Linked DNA regions of Homo sapiens: all the other regions are linked to region 1. A link is a loop called in an ENCODE intact Hi-C map of the cell type or tissue named here. Cell type or tissue: heart left ventricle. All regions are shown on one strand.

The links. A loop is a pair of places that touch in the nucleus more often than their neighbours do. Peaks named below come from ENCODE experiments on the same cell type or tissue, not always from the same donor. Only the 100,000 strongest peaks of a DNase experiment are listed, where the experiment ranks them.
Region 2: a loop joins it to region 1, with 4 times the contacts of the local background. A loop is called at or near these places in 46 of 110 quality-filtered maps.
Region 3: a loop joins it to region 1, with 2.7 times the contacts of the local background. A loop is called at or near these places in 27 of 110 quality-filtered maps.
Region 4: a loop joins it to region 1, with 3 times the contacts of the local background. A loop is called at or near these places in 6 of 110 quality-filtered maps.
Region 5: it touches region 1 in a loop (3-fold over the local background); 44 of 110 quality-filtered maps call a loop at or near these places.
Region 6: it touches region 1 in a loop (2.0-fold over the local background); 10 of 110 quality-filtered maps call a loop at or near these places.

The regions. Positions count from the first base shown.
Region 1 is chr15:85,503,134-85,507,133 of GRCh38, forward strand. All of the region lies in intron 2 of AKAP13 (A-kinase anchoring protein 13), which reads left to right. Among named protein-coding and RNA genes, the nearest start is that of AKAP13, 120 kb to the left of the region's middle. In heart left ventricle, a CTCF peak has its summit at 2,148 (motif pointing left); no DNase peak of the experiment used is centred here; H3K27ac peaks cover 2,618 bases.
Region 2 is chr15:85,295,165-85,299,164 of GRCh38, forward strand. No RefSeq gene overlaps it. Among named protein-coding and RNA genes, the nearest start is that of MIR7706, 83 kb to the right of the region's middle. In heart left ventricle, a CTCF peak has its summit at 1,587 (motif pointing right); a DNase peak (open chromatin) is centred at 1,683; H3K4me3 peaks cover 437 bases.
Region 3 is chr15:85,578,045-85,582,044 of GRCh38, forward strand. AKAP13 (A-kinase anchoring protein 13) reads left to right here. Exons shown (of 37, transcript NM_007200.5): 7 at 886-4,000. Among named protein-coding and RNA genes, the nearest start is that of LINC02883, 180 kb to the right of the region's middle. RefSeq lists an enhancer at 2,392-2,531 and a silencer at 3,334-3,628. In heart left ventricle, a CTCF peak has its summit at 2,032 (motif pointing left); DNase peaks (open chromatin) are centred at 1,042, 1,607, 3,077 and 3,657; H3K4me3 peaks cover 1,838 bases; H3K27ac peaks cover 4,000 bases.
Region 4 is chr15:85,838,439-85,842,438 of GRCh38, forward strand. It overlaps LOC105370952 (a long non-coding RNA gene), which reads left to right. Exons shown (of 3, transcript XR_932580.2): 3 at 2,105-2,626. Among named protein-coding and RNA genes, the nearest start is that of MIR548AP, 15 kb to the left of the region's middle. RefSeq lists a silencer at 2,197-2,456. In heart left ventricle, CTCF peaks have their summits at 2,294 (motif pointing left) and 2,495; a DNase peak (open chromatin) is centred at 2,283; H3K4me3 peaks cover 625 bases.
Region 5 is chr15:85,329,414-85,333,413 of GRCh38, forward strand. No RefSeq gene overlaps it. Among named protein-coding and RNA genes, the nearest start is that of MIR7706, 49 kb to the right of the region's middle. RefSeq lists enhancers at 174-363, 424-753, 955-1,124, 1,807-1,886, 1,977-2,286. In heart left ventricle, a CTCF peak has its summit at 1,877; DNase peaks (open chromatin) are centred at 258 and 1,958; H3K4me3 peaks cover 1,813 bases; H3K27ac peaks cover 4,000 bases.
Region 6 is chr15:85,702,546-85,706,545 of GRCh38, forward strand. The region is part of intron 17 of AKAP13 (A-kinase anchoring protein 13); the gene reads left to right. Among named protein-coding and RNA genes, the nearest start is that of LINC02883, 54 kb to the right of the region's middle. RefSeq lists a silencer at 2,307-2,436. In heart left ventricle, no CTCF peak of the experiment used is centred here; no DNase peak of the experiment used is centred here; H3K27ac peaks cover 4,000 bases.

The sequences.
Region 1 (4,000 bases):
TGGCAACCTTAATTTGTGTAAGACATTTAAGACACTCCTGGCACATAGTAAGCATTTGATACAAGAGCCATTATTTCATGCATTTCAGATATGGGATTATAATAATTTCCATCCTCTTAGAGTTTACAATCTAGGAGTTCTTACAGGGAATTTGAGGTAGCTCCTAAAAGAATCAGCAGTTTTAAATACACAGCTGGTAACAAGGGAAGCTGGTATTCTAAGTCACGTGATTTCAAAGCCTGTGGTCTTCCTCTGGTACTATAGCCCCCAAAGCAATGCTGTCCATTCTGTATTGGTACCTTCCCTTCTTAATCTTGTAGTTGACAGTGTCCCACTTCCCAACTTTGAATGTCTCTTTTCCATGGTCTCAGCATGTTGTACCCTGGGTTAGGAATGATGTGTGACCAGAGGTGATTCAACTTGACCTGCTGGGCTCCGTGACTTAGGCATTGCTGGTGCAGAGATGACGATTGTGCAAACCTGATGGACTCATGGAATCAGAGGGCACCTTGATCTGCCTGCAGTGGGTGAGGCATAGTATGTATTAGATCAGGTAAAGGAGGCCCTTCATCTGAGGAAGGGGCCCAGGTTTCTACTTAGAAAAGAAAGGCATTGTATTTCATGCTTTACTCTCTCGCTCTAATCATCAGTGTGACAGATAAAGGGAGCAGCATGGCCGAGTAGTGAGACAGGTAGGAAGAGTGAGCCTTGAACATGTGTTCATGAATTCTCAGGGGCTTGGTATACTTGTAGCAAAGTGTTTGAGGAGAGGCTCTGTGAGGGAGATGATGCTGGAGGGGTCAGTGAGGGCTAGGTTTGTTGGGGGCTTTGTGTGCTGTGTGTTGAAGGGACATGCTCAGGCATAGGGCTTTATCAGGAGAGTAGCTTGATCAGATTGTATTTTGGAGACTCTGTGCTTCCCAGTGTGTGGAGGCCAGCTTAGAAGCCTGGAGTCCCAACTTAATTGATGACTTTGGAGAAAAACAAGAGAACTGAGGATAATAAATAACCAAGAAAGCTAGGTGAATAACTGTAAGATATAGGTGAGAGCAGAAGTCAGATCTTCAGATTTTAATGACAGAATGTCACCTTTTCAATCAGCAACAAAGTAGCCGAGTATAATCTTCAACCATCTGCTCTCTGGGAGAGGAGAGAGGAGAGGGGAAGGAGCGAGGAATGAGGAGCCAGAGAGATTGATTTTAGCTAATCACTTCTAACTCTTTCATTAAATTTTTATGGAGAATTAATACAGGCTGGGCGCAGTGGCTCGTGCTGGTAATCCCAGCACTTTGGGAGGCTGAAGTGGGAGGATAGCTTAAGCCCAGGAGTTCAGGACCAGCCTATGCGATGTGGTGAGACCCTGTCTTTACAAAAAAAAAAAAAAAAAAAAAAAAAAAAAAAAGAAAAAATTAGCCAGGCATGGTGGCGTGCATTTATAGTCCCAGCTATTTGGGAGGCTGAGACAGGAGGGTTGCTCAAGCCTGGAAGATCGAAGCTGCAGTGAGCCATGGTCGCACCACTGTACTCCAGCCTGGGTGACAGGGCCCAACACCCTGTCTCCAAAAAAAAAAAAAAAAAAAAATCCTTACATGTCTGCATTTTAGCCAAATATATGGTTTTGTTAGCAAAAGAGAGAATGTCTCTTTAAGTATTGACCTAATTAATAATTCTACCACTTCCAGAGAGTTGTGAAACATTTTTCAGAGGTAGAGACACTCTCGCTTGCTCTTTCTCGCTCTCTCTCTCTTGCTCTCTCGCTCTTGCTCTCCCTCGCACCCTCTCCCCCTCTCCCCCTCTCTCCCATCTCTCTCTCTCTCCCTCTCTTTTGCTCTCACTCTCTGTGTGTGTGTGCGCACATGTGTTTGAAAGCCAGCACCATCTGAACAATTTAGCTTTGCTGGACAAAAATAGACTTGAGAGGGAGAATTGTACATTGAAACAAGAAGAACTTACACTCTTACAATTTTTCAACACTCTCTTCCTTTTAAGGAATACTTCTCATTAAAGGGACCATACATTAAATTATATCCAAACTTGAGTAGTTTTAATTTCTTTTCTGTCTGAAATCCCTGTTAGAACAATCTCTAAAACTACTCCATAGACACAGAACTTGAGTAGATTTATTGAGCGCCATCTGCTGGCTTTGTTTTAATGGACCAAATAGGTGGTGCCTGGACATCTTTAAGAATTATCCTGTATCTTAGTGTTGCAAAATTATGAAGCTGGAAGACAGTATGAATTTGGGCTATGACTGGTAGTAGTATTTAAAATAATAGTTTTGTGTTGGCATTGAGAAAGGGGTATGGTTTTGGCAGGAGAATACACACAACCTGATTAAAAAAGAAGACAGGTTATAGGGATTTCATTGGCCAGTATCTTTATTGGGCAAAAGATTAGCCTAGTTTAAATAAAAAGTAACCTTAAATGCCAAATAAAATTCTTTAATATTTTCTAACAGTGAAGTCAACCTAAGTCTTTATCTGGAATGACTTTATGTAAAAGTCGATAAATTTCTTGGTGGATTTCTATTCGTGTTGCATGAGATACTTTGAGGTGTCTTTTAAAGAAAGATTTATAAAAATGGCTTTGTTGGCTAGTTTCAAGAATGCGTTTTATTTTGAGGGATGTGGATACTATCTTAGTATTTTCCTGCTGAGACAGATATAGGAAAAGCCCCTAGGTTAAATAAATAAGGGTGAAGCTGTTAGGTGCTCTTCTTGTCATTAGTCTTTTTGAATTTTAGTTATATTTTAAGTGACTTCTTAAGGGCAACTGAGCTAAAAATTTGGCATACCCAGACCATTAGACTCTAGATCTTTTAATTAATTTCTCATCCAGTCATCTTAAGTATTTAAGATGAATTGTAGAAAGATTGTCAGGCCGGGCGTGGTGGCTCATGCCTATAATCCCAGGACTTTGGGAGACCGAGGAGGTGGGCGGATCACTTGAGGTCAGGAGTTCAAGACCAGTCTGGCCAACATGGTGAAACTCCGTCTCTACTAATACAGAAAAATTAGCCGGGCACCTGTAATCCCAGCCACTGGGAAGACTGAGGCAGGAGAATTGCTTGAACCCATGAAGTGGAGGTTGCAGTGAGCTGAGATTGTGCCACTGCACTCCAGCCTGGGCAACAGAGCGGGACTCCATCTCAAAAACAACAAAAAAAGAAAGATTGTTTACAGAAAGAGAGACCAGAAAGGAATTCGTGCATTCATTTGGCCAACATTTATTGAGCACCTAGAACAACGAGACATACCTTTAGGCAATGATGTAGCATTGAATAAAACAAATATGGTCCCACCTCTCAGGAAGCTTACGTAACAGTTGGGAGGAAAGGGGAACTCAGATAAATACATAAATACATGCTTTTAGAATTTTATATATACATATAGGTATAATATATAATGTATTAAATAGACATACATGAATAAATACGTGTCAGAAAGTAAATGATGCTATGGAAAAAATAAAGCAGGGCAAGATAGATAAGGAGAGTTAGGGTAGGAGAGCTCATACTTCATTGAGGATGGTCAGGGATGACCTCACTGCTAAGGGGACATATGAAGACCAATGGTTATTAGTGTTATATAAAACAGTTGTTTATGATCGTCTTGCCTGACCTTCACCAACCATGTACAGAAAGCACATGGGACAGATGATGTTATTAATCGTTTCATGGGCCCCCTTGGTCTAGAATATAAAGGCTGATCCTTGGCACTGCTTTATGCCCATGTTCCCTATGCTGAAGCCATGGTCCGTTAGTCCTTGAATACACCGTGTTTGTTCAGTTCTGTGCCTTCGTACATACTCTCCCCTCCTTGGAGTGACTTTATCTCTTGTCTTCCTAGTCAGCTCTTACATGGCTTTTGAAATTCATAAATTTTACTTTCTCTGGGTAGCCTTTGTAGTCTCCTCTGGCAAATTTTCTTCCTTCTCTTTCTTTATCTTCTGTTAGGCCATAGCACTTTTGAAATGTTTCTATTTATAGCACCTGTTATAT
Region 2 (4,000 bases), 210 kb before region 1:
GTTTCTTAGTCTTAACCACACGCGTTAACAAAAATAGTAGGGTCTATTTTATTTGACAACACCCACCAAAAGTTCAAGTTCTATTAGTTTTCATATACTTAAAAAAAATGTTTCCCTCGGAAACATCACCTTGACATATCTTGGGGGAAACATAGAACGTGGAGAATTGTTTCTGTTGCTCTCCCCCACCCCACTCCATGCCAACATTCTGCATCTCTGTGCTGAACATCAGGGAGCCACCGGCCTTGTCAGCCTTCACATTAGGCCTGCCCTCTCCCTGCTGCAGATCAGCAGCCTGTCTCGGCCTGTTGGAACTCTCCCTTAGTGTGTTGGAGACGTTGAGACATTGTGACAAAAGTATGGAACCAGGAGTCAAGGAAGCTTCAGTCCTGGCTCGGGCTACTTATTTTTTGTTCAAAGTTAGCTTTTCATTTAAATGTCTGTGTTTCTGTTTCCTTGTTTAAAAAATGTTATAATATATGGCTATCGTAAAGTTGTTGCAAAAACTCAAAGGAGAATACAGACATTTAAGATAGTCTGCATGGGCCGGCATGACGGCTCACGCCTGAAATCTCAGCACTTTGGGAGGCTGAGGTGGGAGGATTTCTCGAACCCAGGAGGAGGCTAGGCTACACTGAGCCATGTTCATGCCACTGCACCCCAGCCTGGAGCCTGGGTGACAAGGCAAGACTTTATCTCAAAAAAAAAAAAAGACTTTTTTTTTTTTAAGTTCTGGGATACATGTGCAGAACCTGCATGTTTGTTACATAAGTATCCATGTGCGGCCGGGCGCGGTGGCTCACGCCTGTAATCCCAGCACTTTGGGAGGCCGAGGCGGGTGGATCACGAGGTCAGGAGATCGAGACCATCCTGGCTAACACGGTGAAACCTCGTCTCTACTAAAAATACAAAAAGAAATTAGCCGGGCGTGGTGGCGGGCACCTGTAGTCCCAGCTACTCGGAAGGCTGAGGCAGGAGAATGGCGTGAACCCGGGAGGCGGAGCTTGCAGTGAGCCGAGTTTGCGCCACTGCACTCCAGAGCCTGGGAGACAGAGCGAGACTCTGTATCAGAAAAAAAAAAAAAAAAAAAAAAAGTATCCTTGTGCTATGGTGGTTTGCTGCACCTATCAACCTGTCATCTTGGTTTTAATTCCCGTATACATTAGGTATTTGTCCTAATGCTCTCCCTCCTCTTGCCCCCTACCCCCCAACAGGCCCGTGTGTGATGTTTTCCTCCCTGTGTCCATGTGTTCTCATTGTTCAACTCCCGCTTATGAGTGAGAACACACAGTGTCTGGTTTTCTGTTCCTGTCTTAGTTTGCTGAGGATGATGGTTTCCAGCTTCATCCACGTCCCTGCAAAGGACATGAACTCATTCTTATAAAAAAGACATTTAGTCTTTGGGAAATAAATACTGAAGATTAGCTTCAAATGGACAGTGGTTTGGATGTGATTCTTGCATCTCTGACTAAATCGTAAACTTATCCAAGTCATTGTCCACTGTGGCTCCCACAAAGCTTTCAGGCCTGTCTTCCTTGGTGATCTTGCTTTGATGTGCTATGAAAGACTGTCCCAGCAGATGGCAGAAGAGAACTGAGTCAGGAAAAACCAGCCTGGGTATTTCAGTGTGCACTGTGCACTGGGTAAAGCTTCTGCACCTTAATGTCCCTGCCGCGGTAGCGCTACACGTCGACTTCACAATCGCTGCTGAACTTCCCTAATAAAGGTGGGTCAGCAAAGGCGTGAGGGTTACCACTCTATCCAAACACCATGTCACTGAGACTCACTTAGGAAGAACATTCATTTCCTGAGTACTTCCGTAGTACTGGAAACGGGGATGAATACAAAATAGTCCCTGTCCCCACAGAATTCATAGTCCAGCTGAGATCAAATAAGGACAGAACAATTTGCATTTTGCCGGGCTGTCCTCTAATGACAATAATTTCCTGAATGTTTTCAGGTTGCCTGTTTTAGCCATATGTTCTTCTCTGGCCGCTTCTCTCCAGCCCCAGCCTCAAGTCCAACTCATGATCTCTGGCCTAGGATACAGCAACAACCTCCTAAGGGAGCTGCCTCTGCTCTTATCCACCTCCAGTTTATTCTCACCGCATAGACAAGATAATGTTTTAAAAATGCAAATGCGATTACACTGTATACCACCTACTCAAAAGATCTAATGGCTTTGTATTGACCTCATAATAATACCCCTGCCCTTAATCTTACTTAAAAGGCTTTTTGTGATCCGATCCCTGTTTTTCTTCTCCTAACTTATCTCACCCTCTCCTCCTGCAATCAACTCAAGAGGCTGACTTTCAGTTTCCCAAATGATTTTTATCCCCTACCAGATTTGCCCAAATTGCTTTTCTCTCTACCTAGAATGCCTTAAAACTAAAACTCACTCCCTCCCATCTACCCATCCTCCTTAACTTGGCTAACTAGTATTTATTCTTCTGCTCTCAGGTTAGATATCCTTTCTTTTGGGAAACTATCCCTGACAGTATAAGGCTGGGCTGAATAATCCTCCTGAGTACTCCAGAGCACCCTCTGCTTCCATTCCCCTCGCATTTACCGTATTTCTTCGTAATGAGTTTGCGTATCTTCCCCTGTCTACTGTAAATTCCTGGCACATGAGGACTTCCTCTCGCACAACAATGTATCCCCATTTCTTGACACAGTTCTTGGTACAGAGCCGCACTCGATCAAAACTTATCAAGTAAATGAATAAATCAATCATAAAACACAATTGATACCATCCAAGAAGTCATAAAATTCTTGGGGCACAAGGTCTTAGGAGAGTAGATCTTTCTGTGTGTATCAGCCATATCCCTTTTTTTTTTTTTTTTTTTGAGATGGATTCTCTCTCTGTCACCCAGGCTGGACTGCAGTGGCACTATCTCGGCTCACTGCATCCTCCACCTCCCGGGTTCAAGCGATTCTCCTGCCTCAACCTCCTGAGTAGCTGGGACTACAGCCACCCCCCACCACACCCAGCTAATTTTTCAATTTTTAGTAGAGATGGGGTTTCGCCATGTTGGCCAGGTTGGTCTTGAACTCCTGACCTCATGATCTGCCCACCTTGGCCTTCCAATGTGCTGGGATTACAGGTGTGAGCCACCATGCCTGGCCAGCCATATCCCTTTTCATCAAGATGTTGTCAACCATACGCTCTCAAATCAAGTTGTGACCAGGTGCGGTGGCTCACGCCTGTAACCTCAGCACTTTGGAAGGCCAAGGCAGGAGGATTGCTTGGGCTCAGGAGTTCAAGACCAGCCTGGGCAGCATAGGGAGATCCCATCTCTACAAAAATCATTTAAAAATACTAGCTGGGCGTGATAGCATGCACCTGTGGTCCCAGCTACTCAGGCGGCTGAGGGGGGAGAATCATCTGACCCCAGGAGGTCAAGGCTACAGTGAGCCATGATTGCACCACTGCCCTCCAACCTGAATGACAGAGCAAGACCCTGTCTCAAAATAACCAAACAGAACAAAGACAAGTCGTTGTTGTTTTATGCAAACAGGCTTTGAACTTGGAGCAAGTCACCTAGTCAATCTTCTTATCCACAGCAAAGGAGTTCTGAAACAAACAAACAAACAAACAAAAGCAATTTTTACCTTTCACAGTGTTTCTTGTGTCATCCCAGATGGTTAAAATGAAAAGGCTTTAATGAAGGGACTATTCACAGAGTTTCTGGACTGGATAAGGTAACAAACAAGGTATGGTAGGACACCTAGAGACTAGCAATGGTGAGAAGCTATTACTACCCTCCCCGCTTCCAGGGCCTATTGAGACAAGGGAAGGAAACACTTATCAGAGCCCAGTGAGTAAGAGTTGTACCTAGGATGCAGCTACAGTTAGATATAGCATGCCAAAGCAGGAAGAGAGCTGGAAAGAGCTACCCTGACCTCTGCTGAATCCCACCCTCCCATCTTCCCACAGAGCCTCCCACTGGCTGAACCCCAAAAGCCAGCTAGGAAGAAAGCCTGGACAGTGCAGTCCACT
Region 3 (4,000 bases), 75 kb after region 1:
GACCAAGGTAGGAGGATCCCATAGGCTCAGGTGTTGGAGAACAGCCTGGGCAACATAGTGAGACCCCGTCTCTACAAAAAATAAAACAATTAGTCAGGTGCAATGGTGCACACCTGTAGTCCTAGCTACTGAAGAGGCTGAGGCGGCAGGGTCACTTGAGCCCAGGAGTTCAAGGCTGCGGTGAGCTGTGATCACACCACTGCACTTCAGCCTGGCCTCAGAATGAGAGAGCCCACCTTAATGTTAGCAGCTCAATTGAAGATATTCACTGAGCTTTTTAAAAATCAGGTTTTTGAGACTCTTTTATTTTTATTTTTTTTAAGACGGAGTTTTGCTCTTATTGCCCAGGCTGGAGTGCAGTGGTGCTGTCTCGGCTCACTGCAACCTCCGCCTCCCGGGTACAAGCAATTCTCCTGCCTCAGCCTCCCAAGTAGCTGAGATTACAGGCATGCACCACTACGCCCAGCTAATTTTGTATTTTTAGTAGAGACAGGGTTTCTCCATGTTGAGGCTGGTCTCGAACTCCTGACCTCAGGTGATCTGCCTGCCTCAGCCTCCCAAAGTGCTGGGATTACAGGCATGAGCCACCATGCCCGGCGAGACTCAGTTTTCATCTACTTCCTAAAATAAGTTCAAAATTTAGAAAATAGATATTTCATATATCCTAATCTATTTTGAACATCCCAGTATATAGGCAGATATGAAAGGAAAGTAATATCAGAAATAAGAGGAAATTTATTTGTATTCTTTTAGATTCGCTTATCATGTGACCTTAGAAGAGCTAGAATAGAAGTGAGTTCTGTCCAACAGAATTTTTGCTCAGAGGTGTCAGTGACATCTTCTCCTACAGGCAGTTTTTTAAAAGTGTATTTCATTTCCTCCTAGAAAACAAACCTCAAGCAGATGGACAGTCTTATGCCCTTAATGATGACAGCACAGGATCCTTCCAGTGCCCCAGAGACAGATGGCCAGTTTCTTCCCTGTGCACCGGAGCCCACGGACCCTCAGCGACTTTCTTCTTCTGAAGAGACTGAGAGCACTCAGTGCTGCCCAGGGAGCCCTGTTGCACAGACTGAAAGTCCCTGTGATTTGTCAAGCATAGTTGAGGAGGAGAATACAGACCGTTCCTGTAGGAAGAAAAATAAAGGCGTGGAAAGAAAAGGGGAAGAGGTGGAGCCAGCACCTATTGTGGACTCTGGAACTGTATCTGATCAAGACAGCTGCCTTCAGAGCTTGCCTGATTGTGGAGTAAAGGGCACGGAAGGCCTTTCGTCCTGTGGAAACAGAAATGAAGAAACTGGAACAAAATCTTCTGGAATGCCCACAGACCAGGAGTCCCTGAGCAGTGGAGATGCTGTGCTTCAGAGAGACTTGGTCATGGAGCCAGGCACAGCCCAGTATTCCTCTGGAGGTGAACTGGGAGGCATTTCAACAACAAATGTCAGTACCCCAGACACTGCAGGGGAAATGGAACATGGGCTCATGAACCCAGATGCCACTGTTTGGAAGAATGTGCTTCAGGGAGGGGAAAGTACAAAGGAAAGATTTGAGAACTCTAATATTGGCACAGCTGGAGCCTCTGACGTGCACGTCACAAGTAAGCCTGTGGATAAAATCAGTGTTCCAAACTGTGCCCCTGCTGCCAGTTCCCTGGATGGTAACAAACCTGCTGAGTCTTCACTTGCATTTAGTAATGAAGAAACCTCCACTGAAAAAACAGCAGAAACGGAAACTTCACGAAGTCGTGAGGAGAGTGCTGATGCTCCAGTAGATCAGAATTCTGTGGTGATTCCAGCTGCTGCAAAAGACAAGATTTCAGATGGATTAGAACCTTATACTCTCTTAGCAGCAGGCATAGGTGAGGCAATGTCACCCTCAGATTTAGCCCTTCTTGGGCTGGAAGAAGATGTAATGCCACACCAGAACTCAGAAACAAATTCATCTCATGCTCAAAGCCAAAAGGGCAAATCCTCACCCATTTGTTCTACAACTGGAGACGATAAACTTTGTGCAGACTCTGCATGTCAACAGAACACAGTGACTTCTAGTGGCGATTTGGTTGCAAAACTGTGTGATAACATAGTTAGCGAGTCCGAAAGCACCACAGCAAGGCAACCCAGCTCACAAGATCCACCCGATGCCTCCCACTGTGAAGACCCACAGGCTCATACAGTCACCTCTGACCCTGTAAGGGATACCCAGGAACGTGCGGATTTTTGTCCTTTCAAAGTGGTGGATAACAAAGGCCAACGAAAAGATGTGAAACTAGATAAACCTTTAACAAATATGCTTGAGGTGGTTTCACATCCACATCCAGTTGTCCCTAAAATGGAGAAAGAACTGGTGCCAGACCAGGCAGTAATATCAGACAGTACTTTCTCTCTGGCAAACAGTCCAGGCAGTGAATCAGTAACCAAGGATGACGCACTTTCTTTTGTCCCCTCCCAGAAAGAAAAGGGAACAGCAACTCCTGAACTACATACAGCTACAGATTATAGAGATGGCCCAGATGGAAATTCGAATGAGCCTGATACGCGGCCACTAGAAGACAGGGCAGTAGGCCTGTCCACATCCTCCACTGCTGCAGAGCTTCAGCACGGGATGGGGAATACCAGTCTCACAGGACTTGGTGGAGAGCATGAGGGTCCCGCCCCTCCAGCAATCCCAGAAGCTCTGAATATCAAGGGGAACACTGACTCTTCCCTGCAAAGTGTGGGTAAGGCCACTTTGGCTTTAGATTCAGTTTTGACTGAAGAAGGAAAACTTCTGGTGGTTTCAGAAAGCTCTGCAGCTCAGGAACAAGATAAGGATAAAGCGGTGACCTGTTCCTCTATTAAGGAAAATGCTCTCTCTTCAGGAACTTTGCAGGAAGAGCAGAGAACACCACCTCCTGGACAAGATACTCAACAATTTCATGAAAAATCAATCTCAGCTGACTGTGCCAAGGACAAAGCACTTCAGCTAAGTAATTCACCGGGTGCATCCTCTGCCTTTCTTAAGGCAGAAACTGAACATAACAAGGAAGTGGCCCCACAAGTCTCACTGCTGACTCAAGGTGGGGCTGCCCAGAGCCTGGTGCCACCAGGAGCAAGTCTGGCCACAGAGTCAAGGCAGGAAGCCTTGGGGGCAGAGCACAACAGCTCCGCTCTGTTGCCATGTCTGTTGCCAGATGGGTCTGATGGGTCCGATGCTCTTAACTGCAGTCAGCCTTCTCCTCTGGATGTTGGAGTGAAGAACACTCAATCCCAGGGAAAAACTAGTGCCTGTGAGGTGAGTGGAGATGTGACGGTGGATGTTACAGGGGTTAATGCTCTACAAGGTATGGCTGAGCCCAGAAGAGAGAATATATCACACAACACCCAAGACATCCTGATTCCAAACGTCTTGTTGAGCCAAGAGAAGAATGCCGTTCTAGGTTTGCCAGTGGCTCTACAGGACAAAGCTGTGACTGACCCACAGGGAGTTGGAACCCCAGAGATGATACCTCTTGATTGGGAGAAAGGGAAGCTGGAGGGAGCAGACCACAGCTGTACCATGGGTGACGCTGAGGAAGCCCAAATAGACGATGAAGCACATCCTGTCCTACTGCAGCCTGTTGCCAAGGAGCTCCCCACAGACATGGAGCTCTCAGCCCATGATGATGGGGCCCCAGCTGGTGTGAGGGAAGTCATGCGAGCCCCGCCTTCAGGCAGGGAAAGGAGCACTCCCTCTCTACCTTGCATGGTCTCTGCCCAGGACGCACCTCTGCCTAAGGGGGCAGACTTGATAGAGGAGGCTGCCAGCCGTATAGTGGATGCTGTCATCGAACAAGTCAAGGCCGCTGGAGCACTGCTTACTGAGGGGGAGGCCTGTCACATGTCACTGTCCAGCCCTGAGTTGGGTCCTCTCACTAAAGGACTAGAGAGTGCTTTTACAGAAAAAGTGAGTACTTTCCCACCTGGGGAGAGCCTACCAATGGGCAGTACTCCTGAGGAAGCCACGGGGAGCCTTGCAGGATGTT
Region 4 (4,000 bases), 340 kb after region 1:
AGTGAAATGCCCCCTGCCCAGGTAGCCTGTGCTCCTCCTGTATCTTCTTCATTCAATCCTCCCTGCTCTTTCATCCAGTTTACAGAATCAGACCCTCCACACACTGGCTTTTAGAGCTAGGGTCAGGTGTGGGTGGCCAAGCAGCATCTGATATGAGCAAAGGTGGCCCTGCTCTTCTCTGACCTCTTTACAGACCCCAAGTGCATTCTTTGCCAAAGCCACCCCAACCCCATTCTCTGCGAGCATTCCCTCCCCAGCTGCACCCTGCCCTCCCAACTCCTAGGATAGTCCACGTGGCCCTAGTAGTGTAGATGGAGCACATTCCAGGGCTCCCTCAGAGGGAGGACAGAAACTTGTGGAGCAGGAGGCGTCCCTTAAAGGAGGCAGGCAGAGAGGTGGGCCCTCGTCCCGGGTCAGGATCCTAGCAGGAAGCAGATACACCTTAGCTTCTACTGGGGAGTTGCCAGGAAACGATTGTGCGTCAGTCTGCACACTCCCAGTTGGTAGCTTCTGGAACATGGAGTAGAGAAACCTGGAAAAACTGAACAAGTAGAGCAATTGATTTTGTTCACACAATCGCAATAGGAAGAACACCCCAGATATGAAGATTAGAGTAATGGAAGGCAGGTTTTTTTTTTTTCAAGCAAACTTTTCATTGAATGTTAACAAGTTTTTACATACATGTGACCGCTACCACAATGAAAATACAGAACAAACATTTCCATTGCCCCCCAGAGTTCTCTTGTGCCCCATTCCATTTGACACCCCAGCCAATGGCCCAAGGCAAGCATTCATCTTCTTCTGTCATGATTATTTTTTCTACAGTTTTATATAAATTGAATTATAGGGTTTATAAGTACTCTTGATATCTGGTTCTCTCTCTTTTTTTTTTTTTTTTTGAGACAAAGTCTCGCTGTGACTCCCAGGTGGAGTGCAGTGGCATGATCTCGGCTCACTACAACCCCTGCCTCCCAGTTCAAGCGATTCTCCTGCCTCAGCCTCCTGAGTAGCTGGGATTATAGGTGCCTGCCACGACGCCCAGCTAATTTTTGTATTATTAGTAGAGACGGGGTTTCACCATGTTGGACAGGCTGGTCTCGAACTCCTGACCTCAGGTGATCCACCTGCCTTGGTCTCCCAAAGTGCTGGAATTATAGGTATGAGCCACTGCACCCAGCATGATTATGGTCTTAAAATACAGAGTGACTTATGATTTATGCCTGATTCTCTGGTGGCTGGGGAACCAAATAGTCTGAGAAAATACTTGGGTCAGTGGGAGCATTGGGATGACTGGAGGTGAGGAAGGGTTTGAGGTGTGAAACATCATTTATGGGAGGCTGTTGTTATGGAACTAGTCTCCTGCACTAGGCCCCAGCAGGCCAGACACCAGAATGGAGTCAGTTGTGCTAAGTGCAGTGTCATCAAACTGAACTTTGAAATGGGCCAGTTCCCCTAAAACATTCCATTTAATCTGCATCAACCTAAGTAATAAGGAAGTCCCCTCTGCTTTAACCCTGTAGGGAAAGTAACTTTGACATGATCAGTCCGTGTTTTGTTCTGTTTCTGCTTTCTGCCGCTCTTCTCTGCCTGCAAAGCCAACCTCCTGTGCTCAGCTCATTTTATAGGATGAGGTGTTGCTCACTTCTAGAATTGCAAATAAAAGCCAATTAGATCTTTAAGTTTGTGCTTCTGTCTTTTGACAAAGGTTCACAACTTCTCCAGCCCTCCACGAAGAAGCTGGAAGGAGCAGGGTGCACAGGCTCTTTGAAGATGCTGAGTGAGGTCCCAGGGCACCCACAGGAGCTGCCACCTCAGCTCAGGGGACACAGCTACTCTGAGCCCCTTTGCTCATGGGGGAAAGGGCGGGGGAAGCATGCTATCCCGCCCCCGCTCCCTACCCCAAAAAAGCTGCTTTGTCTTCAGAGGACCAGGAGTCCTGATTGGGCAGCCTCTGCCGGGAATGAAATGCATGTCCTTCGCACTTCCACTACCGTTCTATTTTCAGGCTGATTTATAACTAAAACGTGAAATAAGTGCTAGGAAAGCATTTAGCATTGTCTGACACTGCCTCAGCACACTCAGTTTCCTCTCTCTTCTTCATCAGAATCTCTGCCCGGCCAGGCAGCAGGCGCTGACTCTCGCACTGTCCGGTTCGAAGAGCTGTTTTCTGCAGGTACTTGCAGTAGCAGCTGGCCTGGGACCCACCCCCGGGCAAAGTCCGCTCCGGAGTCTGTCACTTCCCGGCGCGGGCCACCCAGCCCCTGGCGCCCTGGCGCTCAGCGCTCCGCGGGCGCGCCCTCTGGCGGCAAGAGCCCTGAACATTTCGCAAGCGGCGAAGGCTGGCGCGTGTTATCCTGGGCACCCACCGGACCGAATCGCTGGGCAGGGCTGCAAGGTGACTTGCTAACGCAATCAGACCAGAAAGGAGCGCGCGTCTAACTAAGCGGGGGAGGGGAGAAGCATGTTCATATTTTGTAAAATGCAAGTGGCACCTCTCCCCATTTTCCTCAAAATTTTATTCTGAAAAACTTTAGTACTTAAAAGTTCAAATGCTTTTACAGTGGACACACATTTATCTATCAGCTAGATTCTGTTATTCACATTTTACTCTATTGGTTTCATTGCATATCTGTCCATCTATTCATCCCTCTTTCCATCCTTCAAACTATCTTATTTTTTCTTTTTCTTGTTCTCTTTTTAATTTTTTTTTTTTTTTTTGAGACGGAGTCTTGCTCTGTCGCCCAGGCTGGAATGCAGTGGCGTGATCTGGGCTCACTGCAAGCTCCGCCTCCTGGGTTCACGCCATTCTCCTGCCTCAGCCTCCCGAGTAGCTGGGACTACAGGCGCCCACCACCACGCCTGGCTAATTTTTTGTATTTTAGTAGAGACAGGGTTTCACCGTGTTAGCCAGGTTGGTCTCTATCTCCTGACCTCGTGATCCGCCCGCCTCGGCCTCCCAAAATGCTGGGATTACGGTTGTGAACCACCGTGCCTGGCCCCATCTTATTTTTCAGATGCATTTCAAAAAGTAAATTGCAGACATTAGAACACTTCCCCCTAAATATCAGCCTTCAGCTTTTAAAGAAACAAATTGAAGAGATTGCTAATATTTATTTTGTTATAGTAGAATTCTTTTTTCACATGGTGTTCTTAAAACCCTTTGAAGTAGGTTTTATTTTCTTTTTCTTTTACTAAAAAAAAATTTTTTTTTGAGACGGAGTCTCGCTCTGTTGCCCCAGGCTGGAGTGCAGTGGCGGGATCTCGGCTCACTGCAACCTCTACCTCCCGGGTTCAAACGATTCTCCTGCCTCAGCCTCCCTTGTAGCTGGGACCACAGGCGCGAACCACCACGCCCAGCTAATTTTTATAATAATTTTTTATTTTTAGTAAAGATGGGGTTTCACTATGTTGGCCAGGCTGGTCTCAAACTCGTGGCCTCAAGTGATTCACCCACCTTGGCCTCCAAAGTGCTGGGATTACAGGCGTGAGCCACAGTGCCCAGCAGCTTTGTCCATTTTCTTTTCTTTCTTTCTTTTTCTCCTTTTTTTTTTTTTTTGAGACAGGGTCTCACTCTGTTGCCCAGGCTGGAGTGCAGTGGCACAATCTCAGCTCATTGCAACCCCCGCTTCCCAGGTTCAAGCAATTCTCCTGCCTCAGCCTCCCAAGTAGCTGGGATTACAGACATGTGCAACCTTGCCCGGCTAATTTTTGTATTTTTAGTAGAGACGGAGTTTCACCATGTTGGCCAGGCTGGTCTTGAACTCCTGGCTTCGAGTGATCTACTCACCTAGGCCTCCCAAAGTGCTGGAATTACAGGTGTGAGCCACTGCGCTTGGCCTGCTTTGTCCATTTTCTAATGGAGCTATTCGTGTTTTTATTATTGAGTTGTTTCAGTGTGGGTATTAGTTAGGAGATAGGGGGTTGGCTGAATTAGTTCACCATCTGAGCTATCTGGAGATAGATGGGTCACAGAACACTGTCCCTCCTCTTAAAAAATCAG
Region 5 (4,000 bases), 170 kb before region 1:
AAACTTTCTTTCCCTATGGGGAAGGTAGACATTCTGTAGAACTGACAGATTCTACCTTATCTATCCTACACCAGTAATTCTCAACCAGGGGGCAATTTTGCCCCTCAAGTTGACATCTGGCAATGTCTGGAGGTATTTTGGGTTGTCATAGCTTGGGAGTGCTGCTGGCATCTTGTGGGTAGAGTCCAGGGATGCTGCCAAACAGCCTGCAGTGCACAGGACACTCGGCCTCCTGGTCAGCAAACTGTTAGGCAGCCCAAGATGTCAGCGGCACCACGGTTGAGAAACTGTTTTAGATTACAGCACACGTAAAGGAAGGATTTCTGGTTCCTTGCAGATGTTTGCTGCCTCTCTATCACATTAGTAAAATTAAGTTGAGGGAACTGAAACTGCTGGCTTTGGGTCTGTTTCTGGGTGCGCACACACGAGCTGCAGAAGTCTCACTGGTTTCAGTTATCTCTGGCTGCAGAACTTTTTTGTTTTCTTCCAGCCCAGACGACCTGAAGAAGCATAGATGCTACCCATAGATGAACGTGGCCTTTGGCTCTGCTCACACAGTTTCTCTTTAATCAAAGAAAGACCACAGTAAAGGATATTTACAAGGAAAGGGAAAGTGAAAGGGCGCGGAGAGAAGAGCAGAATCACCAAGGAAAACTCCTCCTACCATGGTCTCTGCAGCCAGCCTCCTTCTCACTGATGTCGGTGTTCTCACGATCCTTTTGCTCCTATTATTTAGTGACCTCGCCACTCTAAGTGTGGTGTCCAGTGCAGCAGAATTAGCACCACCTGGCATCTCCTTAGAAGTGCACAATCTCAGCCCTCCCCAGACCCTCGACTCAAAACTCTGCATTTTAACAAGATGCCCACGTGATTCATCGTATGCACGTTAACATTTGAGAAGCACTGCTCTGAGGTTTCCAAAAGGCAAAATAAAACTGCAGAGTGAACAGCTGCAAAACAGATGCAAAGTTAATCACGTGGGATCACATACGACTCCTCCAGGGGATTTATGACTCTCTGTGGATGGTAGCTGGTAATACAGAAAACAGAAATTTGAAGGAATATGTGGAAAAAAGTAAATGCTGTGCTGCAGCCCTTTGAGTGCCCTAAAGGGATTCACCTTGAGTTAGAGGAAATGCCGTGCCTAACCCCTGAAATAGTTTCATGTACCCTATGAGAGCTCAAGTGTTTGGTGCTTTTGTTTGGGGGGTTTGTTTGTTTTCATTAGGGAACAGAGAATTTATACTGGTGTTCCATGAAAGAAGAGAGATCTATTTGATTAGTATTTCCAACATAGCATTCCACAATACCAAAATTTGTAAGAGGAGTTGATATACGTTTTTAAATAACCTAGAAAATAAGTTAAGGCGAATGGGTCCGGTTCAACTTCAGGTCTGCTTTCAACCTACTCAAATTGGATTGATGTTGTTCATTCAACAAATATCAAGTCTCAGGATCTGTGCAAAGAAGAACTTCAAGGAAAGCAGCCACTAACAGCTGCAAACCCCTGCCATCGCTGCAGACAGCCCATGACAATCGAGGTGGGGAACAGATCTGCTGGGGAGGAGGGTAGGGCCGAGGGCGCAGCTACAGGAAGGAGCAAGGGGGAGTTCTGCACGCCCTTGTGGGTTAGGAAGCTGAGCTCACTGCAGAAATCAGCCTGGTCCTGAACCCTGGACCTGAGCTGCGTGGGGTACAGGTTCAGTCTGACTCATGCACTGGCCTGCGGAACAGACCACAACTCTGCCTGGTGAAGGTTTTCAAAGAACCATGTCAGCAAGTCCTGCTGCCTCCTCAGGCTCCGGAGCTGTGGCCCAGTTTAAGGTGAACAAGTCCCACAAGTCCCACAGGTCTGACTCCCATGACCATGTCCGGAAGCAGCCGCTAGAGGCTGCACTTGGTCCCTTCAAGGAAGAAACGAAAGGGCCTGAGCAAATTTGCAGCTGGCTTTGTTCTGCCTGGAACACTCTGTTCTTTCCTCACATCCTCCCGCCCCGCTGAGGGCTCTCTACACAGGCCTGCAGGAGATCACATGCCAGCCTGGAAGTTAGAGCACCCCGGGGCCTCTAAGTTACCAAGGGAGAGCTGGATGTGCCAAGTGGCCTCCTAAGGGACACTGCCTGGGGGCAGAAGGTTTTGGTTCTCTGATGAGAGGCAACTGTCCTCTGACTTCACTAGGATTCTGAAGCCCAGAGAACCGATTCAGAGAGAGGGCAATCGAGCGAGATGGAGACAGAATGGACCCAAATACTGTCCAAATGTTCAGTGTTCAGTGAGCCGGCTTCTGTCACAGTGAGGTACCTGAGGCGGGGACTGCTCCCCGGGAGGGTGAGTGGGAGTTGACTCTGCAGGGGGAGCTGAGTGGGGAGAAATCAATCAAGCAGAAAAGTGAAGCAGAAGTTTCTAGAGGCTTGCCCCACCTACCAGAGGAGTGTTCAGAGGTGCTTGAACTCTTAAGGTCACTGGACATTTTTAACTGGGGTGAGGACTCGGACAGATTCACAACAAGGCAAGCAGCAGAAAGTGGCTCCTGAAGTGCTTCTTGAGAAATGTGAGCCAACACATGACAATCACACACAACACCTGAGAGATGCTGGCATTGCTATAGGGAAGGGGTATGACCCACCCTTTGGGAGCACCCATTCCCCCTACCCCGCCCCGCTCTGTGTTTAGTGCTTTCTACGTTCCATTGTTAGTGATGTTCAGTGACCTCACAGCCCGGTGGGGCAAATATAAATATCCCCATTTCTCTAATGTGGAAAGTAGGACTGGAAGAGGTTAAGTAACTTGCCAGGGTCAGCTGGTAACAATGACAGAGCTATGATGCTTGTTTGTTTGATTTGGCTTGTAATCAGGTAATATAGTCATATGATTCAAAAATCAAAACCGTAGAAAGGGGGCCAGGCGCGGGGGCTCATGCCTGTAATCCCAGCACTTTGGCAGGCCAAGGTGGGCAGATCACCTGAGGTCAGGAGTTTGAGACCAGCGTGACCGACATGGTGAAACCCCATCTCCATTAAAAATACAAAAATCAGCCCGGCGTGGTGGCATGTGCCTATAATCCCAGCTACTGGGGAGGCTGAGGTAGGAGAATCTTTTGAGCCCAGGAGGTAGAGGTTGCAGTGAACCAAGATCATGCCACTGCATTCCAGCCTGGGTGACAGAGCATGACTCTGGCTCAAAAAAAAAAAAAAATCAAAACTGTAGAAAGGTATACAATACAAAGTCTCCTGTCTGCTGACCCCCGGATTGTCAGTTTCCCCCATCTGTCTCCTTGCCACAAACACAGGTAACCACCATTTGTTCCTTGTATACTTTTAGGATTTCTTTTTTGTTTGTTTGTTTGAGACAGAGTCTCTCTCTGTCGCCCAGGCTGGAGAGTAGTGGCACTATCTCAGCTCACTGCAAGCTCCACCTCCTGGGTTCACGCCATTCTTCTGCCTCAGCCTCCCAAGTAGCTGGGACTACAGGCACGTGCCACCACGCCTGGCTAATTTTTTGTACTTTTAGTAGAGACGGGGTTTCACCGTGTTAGCCAGGATGGTCTCGATCTCCCGACGTCGTGATCCGCCCGCCTCGGCCTCCCAAAGTGCTGGGATTACAGGCATGAGCCACCGCGCCCGGCCACTTTTAGCATTTCTTTATGCATATTCCAGTTAATAGAGTACAAAGTCTTATTTTTCTCCATTTTTACACAAAACATGGCATACCGTGCATACCGTTCCATGCCTTGCTTTTTTTTCTTTCAGCACATAAAGAGCTTGAGATCAACAAAATATCTTGAGATCTTTTCATTACCAGCACATAAAGAGCTTCCTCATTCTTTTCATTTTGCAGCTGCACAATATTCCATTGCATGGACATACCGTAATTTAATGGAGCAGTCTTCTGTTGGTGGACATAGGGTTGTTTCCCGTCTTTTGCTACTATAAACAATGTTGCAGTGAATAACCTTGTACCAGCATCATCATGCACATGCCAGAGCCAGGAGCCCACATCT
Region 6 (4,000 bases), 200 kb after region 1:
AACCTTTGTGCTCTTAGGAGACAGTGGCTTCCCATTGTGGTTAAGTGTAACCCTGTTTGGCTGACCCCTGGATAGAGCTTCATACCCTCAGCACTGCATAGTCACCTTTGACTTGTGGTTAGAAAGATCAGCCATATAGTCCATCATGATGATATGTTATGATGGTTTATACAAGAAACTGGGACTTTTTATCTCAGCCAAAACGCTACTCTTGCTTTAGGATTAGGTGACTTTAACAGGGTTAATAGAGGAATGTCTTTTCAACTCTTATTTCTCTATTATGTAAAGCTGTCCTTGAATAGTCAGCTGTTCTTTCCAGCTGCCACAAATAATTTGTTCTTTGAAAAGCTTAGTGACTTAGTGGGGTCTTTCAGAATAAGGAATTTGTTATGTTCAGGTTTTGGGGTCTTGCCAGTGGTTCTGTTTTGCTTGCTTTAAACAGATGTAAAATGATACTGAGATTATTGCTGATTTATTTTCTGTTGTGCTAGCAGCATTTCAGTACTTTTGTGGTAGGTTGTTTCTTTTACATAAAAAATAAACAAGTAAACCAGCTGCAATCTAAGTAGGAAACATAAGAATTTAGAATGTGTGTGATGGTTAGATTTTACTTCTGATTTCATCAGAAAAGTTGCCCTCTAGACAGTTTTCTGGCATTTATAGTTCATTGCTTATATGAGAGAATAAAATACATATAGTTGATTAAAGGAAGGAAGTTTATTACTTAGGGAAAAGGAAGGTAAAAAAAGACCCTAAGCAATAAAGGCAATTCTTTTTTAAGCAGAATACTTTCATTTTATTTCATTTTTGTTTACCAGTGTTGTTACGAAAACTGCTGCTGGGGCTACTTCAGCTGAGATGATTTGGCTCTTTTTTGTGGCTTTCTTCTTGTTCTGTACATCAGCACTGTGGTTATTACACCAGCTACCAAGAACATCTCACATGCCTTTTGCATATAAGCACTCTTAGTCCAGATAGGGCGATGTCTCAAATCCCCCAAAGATTTTATTTATTGGCCAGGTGCCGTGGCTCACGCCTGTGATCCCAGCACTTTGGAAGGCTGAGGCGGGTGGATCACCTGAGGTTAGGAGTTTGAGACCAGCCTGGCCAACATGGCGAAATACCATCTCCACTAAAAATACAAAAAATTAGTCAGGCGTAGTGGCATGGACCGGTAATCCCAGCTACTCAGGAGGCTGAGACAGCAGAATCACCTGAACCCAGGAGGCAGAGGTTGCAGTGAGCCAAGATCGTACCACTGCACTCCAGCTTGGGTGACAGAGCAAGACTCCATCTCAAAAAAAAAAAATATATATATATATATATACACACACATATATTTAATAATTTTTTTTTGAGAGACAGGGTCTCTGTTAAAGATTTTAAACAAGAAGTTTAAAGTTGCAGAAAGAATTTTGTAGCATGCATTTCTAAATTTGCTCATATTTAACTGTTTTTTGTTTTATTTTCATTTTCTTGGTTAGAGTTGAAATGATAGGAGAAAGTTGTGCATTTCTATCCTTAAAGGTAATTCCTCAACTTGTGTCCTGGAGAAGAATCAGGTCATTTTTCCCAGTTAGATTTTGCTGCTCACATCTGTAGGCAGAACAGTCAGAAGTCTTCAGCCTATTCCCAAGTGATGATCAATGAACTGAAGTACTGGAAGACCTTTTTTGTCAGAGCCTTGGCTGCATATGACTCAGCTCCCAAAGGTGGCTCGTTTCTGTGTAGGCAGTCCTTTGATATTCTGTCATTTCATTTCAGTTTGGCATGGCCACTCCTCTTATCATTGTATAAAGTTGATTTTCTTAAGTTAGCCTCGCTAATGGTTTGTTTTATTTTTCTTCCGAAAGATAAAAAACACATAGTATATAACCATTCGCCAAAGATCTGTGGTGGTTGGTGGCATGGGTTAAAAAAAAGATACAGCAATAGATAGATGATAGTTTCCAGTCATGTGGGTTTAACTTCATTTTCTTTGGTTTGATGCCTCCTTGTAGCAAAGAAAGAAGTTGAAGGCTGGACTGTTTGTTTTAGGTACAGAGGAATCCGATTAGGGATCAGCTCTGTTCCCATAAACCACTGTGCTGAGACCTTTTTGAAGAATTTTAAAAAATGAAAGCATATTGCCTACTGCTATTAGGAAATCTATCAAATAAATAAATAAAAGGCCAGATAATTATTTTCTGATCTTCATAACAACATGGTATGGTTTGTGGCAGAGAGCTTAAAAATGTATTAGATTTGTCTTCAATTCTTGTGTTCTTGGTAATTTTCTGTTTTCCCAAACAGAGAGTAAGATTTTAGTCTCATGACTTTGGCTGATGTCAGTGGGGCTGAAGTTTCTAAATCACCCACGCACAGCTCTAAAACTGTCACTGTGAATTGAGTCCAGGACAACTTGGAAACAAGTTGAGTGTTTTTCAAGTAGGTACTTCAGCATGTTAAGGAGATGTCCATGCAAACTATCACTAAGAGAAAACTCATGACCATAATATAGAGCGTGTTAAACTTCCAGCTGGGTTGTGGGTTTGGGGACATGTTTCAATTAATTAAAAGTGAATTTATGTGAAAAGTTCTTTACTAGAAGCACATTTTAAATGATTTTTTTCTGCTTCTATGTTCATCTCAGACACTCAAACACTGGCCTGAGAGTTTGAATATTGCTGAAACCTTTTTACGTGATAGTGCCACTCCCTTAAAAATCATCATTGCTTAAATCTCTGTAGGGTGTTGGAACTGGTTGGGAAGAAAGGAACAGAAAGAACAGAACTTGGAAACAAATTCTGCCCATAGTGTTCTTGGTCACTTTTGCAGATCAGAATTAGTAGCTGGTTCTCCAGCAAATCTGCCACCTCCTGTGTTGCCCTTAGGTGCCTAAAATATTATAGATTTTCAATAAAACAAAAGAAAAAAAATATACTTTTTTAACTGGATTATAAGACAATAAAATCTTATCTTTAAGTTATCACAAGATGCGATAAATGGATTATGCAAAAGGATATGGAAATGTTTATAAGCAAATCCAAGGAACTTTGAACGACATTAGAGTGTGATGATTTTTTAAAAATTAAAAATTTTTTTTAATTTTGAAAAATGTTAATACAAAGTATTATACATAGGTAATTTATCACATATGTGTCCATGATTCAGAATGAACACATAGTAACATTCTGTCAGACGGCTTCAGATTGTTTCACTTTTTAAGAAACCATTATGGTTAAGTTCAGATTCCCCTTTGTTTCCCTGCCCCATGCATCTTCCTTCCTCCCCAAGGACAAGGACTGTCATGAATTCAGTGCATTCGTAGTCTGTGTTTTATAATTTATTTTCATACATAAACAACATATAATTTGTTTTTGTTTTTAACCTACATAAATACTACCATACAGTACCTCTTTTTGTAATTTGCTTTATTCTCTTCAGCATTATATATTGAGGATTCAGCACGCTGAAAAACATAGATCTACTAATCATTGACTTTGCCTTTTCATAGTCTTTTTATACTTTTTCTGTAGAAGGGAAAGAGAAATGGACTTAAAGATGATGTATTTGAAAGACTTTAGCTGAGTGGGGATTTGTGAAGAGAAAGGGTTTGAGTGGGGTGGGCTTTCAAGTCTGTGCATGGGAAGGATATGATGGATCAACTAATGGGAGAGGAAGAAACCAGAAAGGAGCATGCCAGCTGCAAGTCCTGGGCATCTCTGTGGCAGAGGAGGGGAGGTGCACCATACACCCTGAGTAAGAATAGTGCTCGTGAGGATGGGCAGAAACATGTTTTGGCTTACTAGAAAATAAATAAAGCCGTTTGCCTCGACCACTTTGTTATGCTTCTTGCTGTGGGTCCAGCAGCCTGAAACTCACTTACCCATCTGATAGAATCACAGCAGAGGGAACCTGGGGGAAAATGTGATTCCTCCTTTTTAATTTTATAGATGAGGAAACGGAGGCCTGTCAAGAAGGGACTAGGGTCATACTAGTACATACATACATGCAGAGC